Linked DNA regions of Homo sapiens: region 1 is linked to region 2. Evidence: chromatin contacts called from ENCODE Hi-C or POLR2A ChIA-PET data. All regions are on one chromosome and are shown on one strand. Each heading gives the region's core, a stretch centred on a gene start or an enhancer-like site at or near the end of the contact. The rest is flanking DNA. Distances are from core to core; before and after follow the strand shown.

Region 1 (2,822 bases), core at 154-2,653, 130 kb after region 2:
TAAAAGAAAAATAAACCCAGAGCTTAAGCTCTGGCTGGCAAGGCACTCTGTAATCTGGCCTCTGTCTGCCTCAGCCTTATCCCGTGCCACTCACCCGCTGTGCCCGGCCACGTTGCGCTGACTGTGCTGCTGCCTAGCGCCTCCCCTCGTTTTTTGTTTTTTGTTTTTTGTTTTTTTTTTTGAGATGTACCAAGGCCTTTACATTTGTAGATCTCCCTGCTAGAAATATTCTTTCTTCCTTCATTCTATATACATCATTTTTTATGTGTGATAATTTTTTTAATTTTGATTTTTTTCATATTTTTGAAAATTGACAAATAATATCTGTATATTTAAGGTGTGCAGCATGATGTTTTGAAATATATAAATAGTGTATATGTCATTACCGAGTGTCTATTACGTGCCAGGCATTTTCCAGGGTCTGGGGATACAGTGATGAAGAGGACTGACACAACTGACCCCATGGAGCATTCATTCCAGCTCTTTCCCTAGGCCTCTCTCCATCCCCCTTCCCCATACCTCTCTCATGTCTCCTCTTTCCCCATTACTCAGGCCTTAGATCACATGTCACCTCAGAGAGACGTTCCCGGTCTACCCCTCTCCAAAGTAGGACTTTCCCCTCCTCCCTCCTCTGTAATCATAACACCTATTTATTTCCGTACTGGTATTTTAATAAATTAGTTTATTTAGTTATGCACTTACATCATTGGAATAATTATTTACGACATCAGTGGTGTGATGAGCAGACACTGTGTGCCAGGCTCTGGGTTAAGCACGATGCATTTGTTACTGTCTTCTTCACACCACAGACAACCCAGAGAGGTGGGCCTTGTTGTTATCCCCACCTTAAAACCAGGGAAGCAGGGCTCAATAAGGTTGTCTTTCACCTAGTTGCCTGAGCACCTTTTACTGTGTGCTGCGTAGCAGACAGGTGACTCAGGTTACCAGGTGATTTTTTAGTGATGATAACAACCATAATAAAAGCAAGAACAGCCAACATTTTTCAAAGCTACAGTGTGCCAGGCACTGTAGTAACACTTCCCACACATCTCCTGTTCATCTTCATGACAGTCCTGTGAAGTAGGTGCTGGCCTGGTCTTTGTTCTGTAGATGTGAAAATGGAAGGAGAGTTTGAACGCCTTGCCCAAGGCCATGGGAGTACTAAGGAGTACAGCCAGGATTTGAACTCAGGTTCAGATCTAACTCCAGACTTGATATTCTTAATCACGTTACATGTAATTATGCACACCGCACATGATGTGTTTCATAACGTTTTTGTATTGTCGTATACTCAAAAGTTGATAAAAAGTTGAGGTCATATTTAGTCAGCTCATTGAAGGCATTTCTGTAAATTGCATTGATTCCTTAATGATGACATGTAGCTTAGGAAAGCCTGGCCAGCATATTTCTTAGACCACCTCTCCCCAGTATCCGTTGAATCTGCTGAGCTTGGGCAAGGATTAAACTGTGCTCACTTGAGTCAGTTCTCAGAGACCAACCCTGGAGAGCACAGATAAGTTCACAGTTAATGAGTTCAGCCAGAACCGAATTTTCCACGTGCTTGTGTTTAACTCCCCACAGGACGGTGCTTACTGGAGGAAGAAACTATGTCTTCTGTTTATTCTTTATGGTTCTGTCTTTTACACAGCAGGTGTTTATGTAACTATTTGCTAATTGTTTGAAGGTTAGCATTCTTTTTCAAGTTGAATGCAAAGTTGGATAACTGTATCTACGTTAACTGTTTTATTTGTACATTCTTTTAAAGGTATGTTCACAGCTATAAAGAGTTTTCCCTTTTTAACCATACAGATCTTTTCTTATCAAGCTTTAAGTCAAAAGTAAGCATATTATGAAAGGATATGATAAAATTTCCTGTGAGAATGCATTTTTTTTTTTTTCTATTTTCTTAGTGTGAGACATCAGTTTATATTGCAGTGTGGAGAACTGTTAAGAATACTGTCAGGTCCGAGTGGTTTTGCTTACAGCTACAGGGTGTTACAAAGCAATAGCTAGATGAGATGTAATCTTTAAGCTAAGCAGTATTTAAAGCAAAATGAAAATAAAATCAGTTTGGTTTTGTAAGACAGCAACATTATGCTAATACTTTTCTAAGATGAAATCATAGCTTTGTCATAGAAATCAGGGACCAATGCATTATCACTTCACTTATATCAATAGTTCAATGTATATAATAATTACTTAGATCTCTCTTTTATGTTTTATAAGTATTTTAAACGTGCAGTACTACATAAAAGCTATGTTTTCAAGTTCAAGAATAAATAGCATTTTTTCTTGTTGATTCTTGTTTTAATAGTAGTTAAAATGTCTACCACCACCCTACCCACAACAAATTTCTCTGATACTTTTAGTAATATAAACAAGAATTAGAAGAGGCTCAGTGCTCAGGGTCTGCAGTTATACCATTTCATGAGACTGGGAGAATCTGGTGTCGGGGAGGAACCCAGTGGGAGGGGATTGAATTATGGGGGCAGATCTTTCCAGCACTGTTCTCATGACAGTGAATGAGTCTCACAAGATCTGATAGCTTTAAAAAACAAGAGTTTGCCTGCACAAGGTCTCTCTCTGCCTGCCGCCATCCACATAAAATGTGACTTGCTCCTCCTTGCCTTCTGCCATAATTGTGAGGCCTCCCCAGCCATATGAAACTGTAAGTCCAATTAAACCTCTTTCTTTTGTACATTGCCCAGTCTTGAGTATGTCTTCATCAGCGATGTGAAAATGGACTAATACAACTAATAAGAACCACAGATAGAAAGCTCATAGAACCCCCAGTCAGAATAAATATCCCCCCACATATCTAA
Region 2 (2,760 bases), core at 194-2,693:
GCAGCTTAGGGAAAGGTATTCTGGGTAGAGAGAACAACATGGGCAAAATTAGGAGGCTTGGAAGTGTATAGTCTGTCTGTGTGTAGTCCGGCTAGTGGGAAGAGTGACAGGAGACACCAGCTGAGAGGTGTATACCATGCTAGGGAGCTGGACTGTCTCCATTGGCAGCAGAGGGGAGTTGTAAGCAGGGAAATAACATTACCATCACCTTTAGAGAGTACTTTCTATGAGCCAGGAACTAGGCTAAGAACTTGAGTGCATTATCTCATTTAATCTATTAATATAATAGTACCGCATGACAAAGTGACTATCATTATCGCCACTTTACAGGGGAGAAAACTTAATCTTGGAAAACTTATCCCCAAACCCAGCAGGTGATAGAATTTGAATTCCATCTAACACCTAAAGCTATTCTGCGTATCATTTCTAGATCATTTTACCTAGAAGAGAATAAGAATAATTATAAGAATAATTCTAGCAGTGTTATAGAATAGGGATTGAAGAAAGGCCAGGCAAGGAGCCTGCTCAGGTTATTATAACGGTTTTGAGGAAAGATGATGAGGGCATTAAGTATATTTTCAGTGCTTGCTCTGCTGTGTTCTCTGTAGCCACATTGAGTCGGTTACTTGTTGGAGCATCAGGAGCCTCTGTAAAATGAGGACACTAGTGTTGCTGACATCATAGGGTTGGTGAAAGGATTAAATGAAAAAATGTCTGTCAATCACTTAGCACCACGTCTGAGATGTAGTTGGCCCTTAATATATACAGAAGTTTACAAGGTATTTGTTTGTTTAATAAAGACAGGTCCACTCCAAGAAATGTTATTAAGTACTTAATAACGTGTGCTTTGAGGTGTACACATGAGTACAACAGCGAACAACATGAGCAGGTAAATAACTGAACAAACAAATAATTTTAAATGCAGTAACTCTGTAAAGAGAAATGGAGGATGCTAATTTTTAACTCCGGTCAGGAAACTTCTGATGTATTTTTCTATATCTTTATTTAATAATCTTCTGATAATGAGTTAATTTAATATAAACTCAGATAAAATTTTTTGACAAAACTAAGAGATAAACCAAAATGAAATATCCGATTAGGATCCCGAATCGCGCCTCCCGAGGTTAGTACTACCCCTCACGACTCCTCCCTCCGCCACAGCCACGCCTCTTCTGGGTTTACAGTTCAGAATCACGCCGGCCTCATTCTACCGCTGCTCTCTCCTGGATCTCGGCCACGGATCTTTTGCTCGCGAAAGTTCCTCCGTCTAGCTGCACACAACGCTGCTGCAGGAAACCGAGGTAAGGGATTTGCCGAGACTTAGCTCCACCACACTCCCCGAGGCCCCGCCCCTCCTCTCTGGCCCTCCCCTAGGCCCAGGTGTCTCGCGTTGCACGTGCAGTTGTTGTGGTTCTACGTCACGTGGTCCCGGAAGTTCAAGACAGACCCGCCTCAAACATGGCGGCGCCCAGCGCGCGAGGACGTGATCCGCTTCTGCTCCGGCTTGGATTGTAGCCTTGACGAGGTCTGAGCGACCATGGACCGGCCGGGGTTCGTGGCAGCGCTGGTGGTGAGTGCGGGGCGGTGGGGTGGGTTGCTCAGAGTGCCGGCGTCCGGCATTGGAGCCCGCGGGCGTTCTCTGCACTGGTTTTCTTCCGGTTTTGCGGGCTGGACTGTCCTCGGGTTACTGGCAGCCAGGTCTGAGAGGGAGCACGAGGCTCCCAGGCCACCGGCGGGCCAGGTGTTAAGGCTATGTCTGTACTGCCAGGTCATAAGAGCCAGGTGGGGGAAGGAAGGTGAGTCATTGTCTTTTGCACCCTCATTTACTTAAAAAAGAGCTTCTATTATACACTGTTAACTACTCTTTCATTAAATAGTGTAACTACTCTAGAGATCTTGGGAATTAAAGAAATGTATGTAACACAACAACAAAAACCTTACTCACATCGCTCCCAGCCCTTCTATTCAATACTACGTTTCTCATTTTGCTGCATCTCTTTTCAGTCTTAGAAAATGACATGTCCTTCTGTTCATTCAATACATAATCTGCTATTTCTGCTCCAAGCCTAGGCTTTGGAGAAATATTGGTGAGCACACATAGCTCATCGGGAACGCTGCGGAGTCAATAAACAGGCTTAGTATTTAATTCCGTAGCAGAAAACTACGAGAATCAACATGAATTAACAGAAAAAAAAGTCCTTTACCAAATATTTTGGAGCGTCTGGTAGAGGATACTAGATACAGCAGTTAACAAAACAGAGTTTGGCTGCCTACGTTTTCATTGTGTGGAATGGGCAGAGACAGACAAATAATTTTTAAAATGATTTTCATAGGGAAAATGGAGGCCCACAGTGATTTAGTCACTTAATTATCGAATTTTGGTGTTGCAGGTGTTGAGGATAACATGGTGAACAAGATAGACCTGCTCCTAAGGGTCAGGTGTTAGAGACAAAATAGTAAAATGACTGTTGGGATAAATAACAGGTGGGCTAGGTTCAGGGTGTTAGGGGAATATATGGAAGTAGGGATGTCTTAGCCAGACTTGTAGGATGATAGCTTTAAATCTAGATTTGTTGAAACTTGTATAAGGTAGGTCTTAGAAATATAAAGAAATAATGTTACTGATTTTTTTTTTTTTTTTTGAGAAGGAGTCTCACTCTTCGCCCAGGCTGGAGTGTGGTGGCGCCATCTCGGCTCACTGCAGGCTCCACCTCTCGGGTTCACGCCATTCTCCTGCCTCAGCCTCCCGAGTAGCTGGGA

Evidence for each region. A loop is a pair of places that touch in the nucleus more often than their neighbours do. ChIA-PET counts read pairs that join two places held with the same protein, here RNA polymerase II (POLR2A). Pooled maps may share reads with other maps.
Region 1: a loop to region 2 is called in a pooled map, with 2.2 times the contacts of the local background. The contact joins the enhancer-like site here to the promoter of SLC25A26 in region 2. A Hi-C loop is called at or near these places in 2 of 50 pooled maps. POLR2A ChIA-PET finds 5 or more read pairs at or near these places in 2 of 52 experiments (OCI-LY7 and common myeloid progenitor, CD34-positive).

The regions. Positions count from the first base shown.
Region 1 is chr3:66,352,273-66,355,094 of GRCh38, forward strand. The region is part of intron 6 of SLC25A26 (solute carrier family 25 member 26); the gene reads left to right. Among named protein-coding and RNA genes, the nearest start is that of SLC25A26, 130 kb to the left of the region's middle. Within about 2 kb of position 1,404, at least 3 of the 41 ENCODE cell types and tissues checked have a DNase peak (open chromatin) inside an H3K27ac peak, as active enhancers do.
Region 2 is chr3:66,219,558-66,222,317 of GRCh38, forward strand. It overlaps SLC25A26 (solute carrier family 25 member 26), which reads left to right and starts at 1,444. Exons shown (of 10, transcript NM_001379210.1): 1 at 1,444-1,570. The coding sequence starts at 1,538. RefSeq lists enhancers at 1,057-1,216, 1,387-1,446, 1,568-2,067.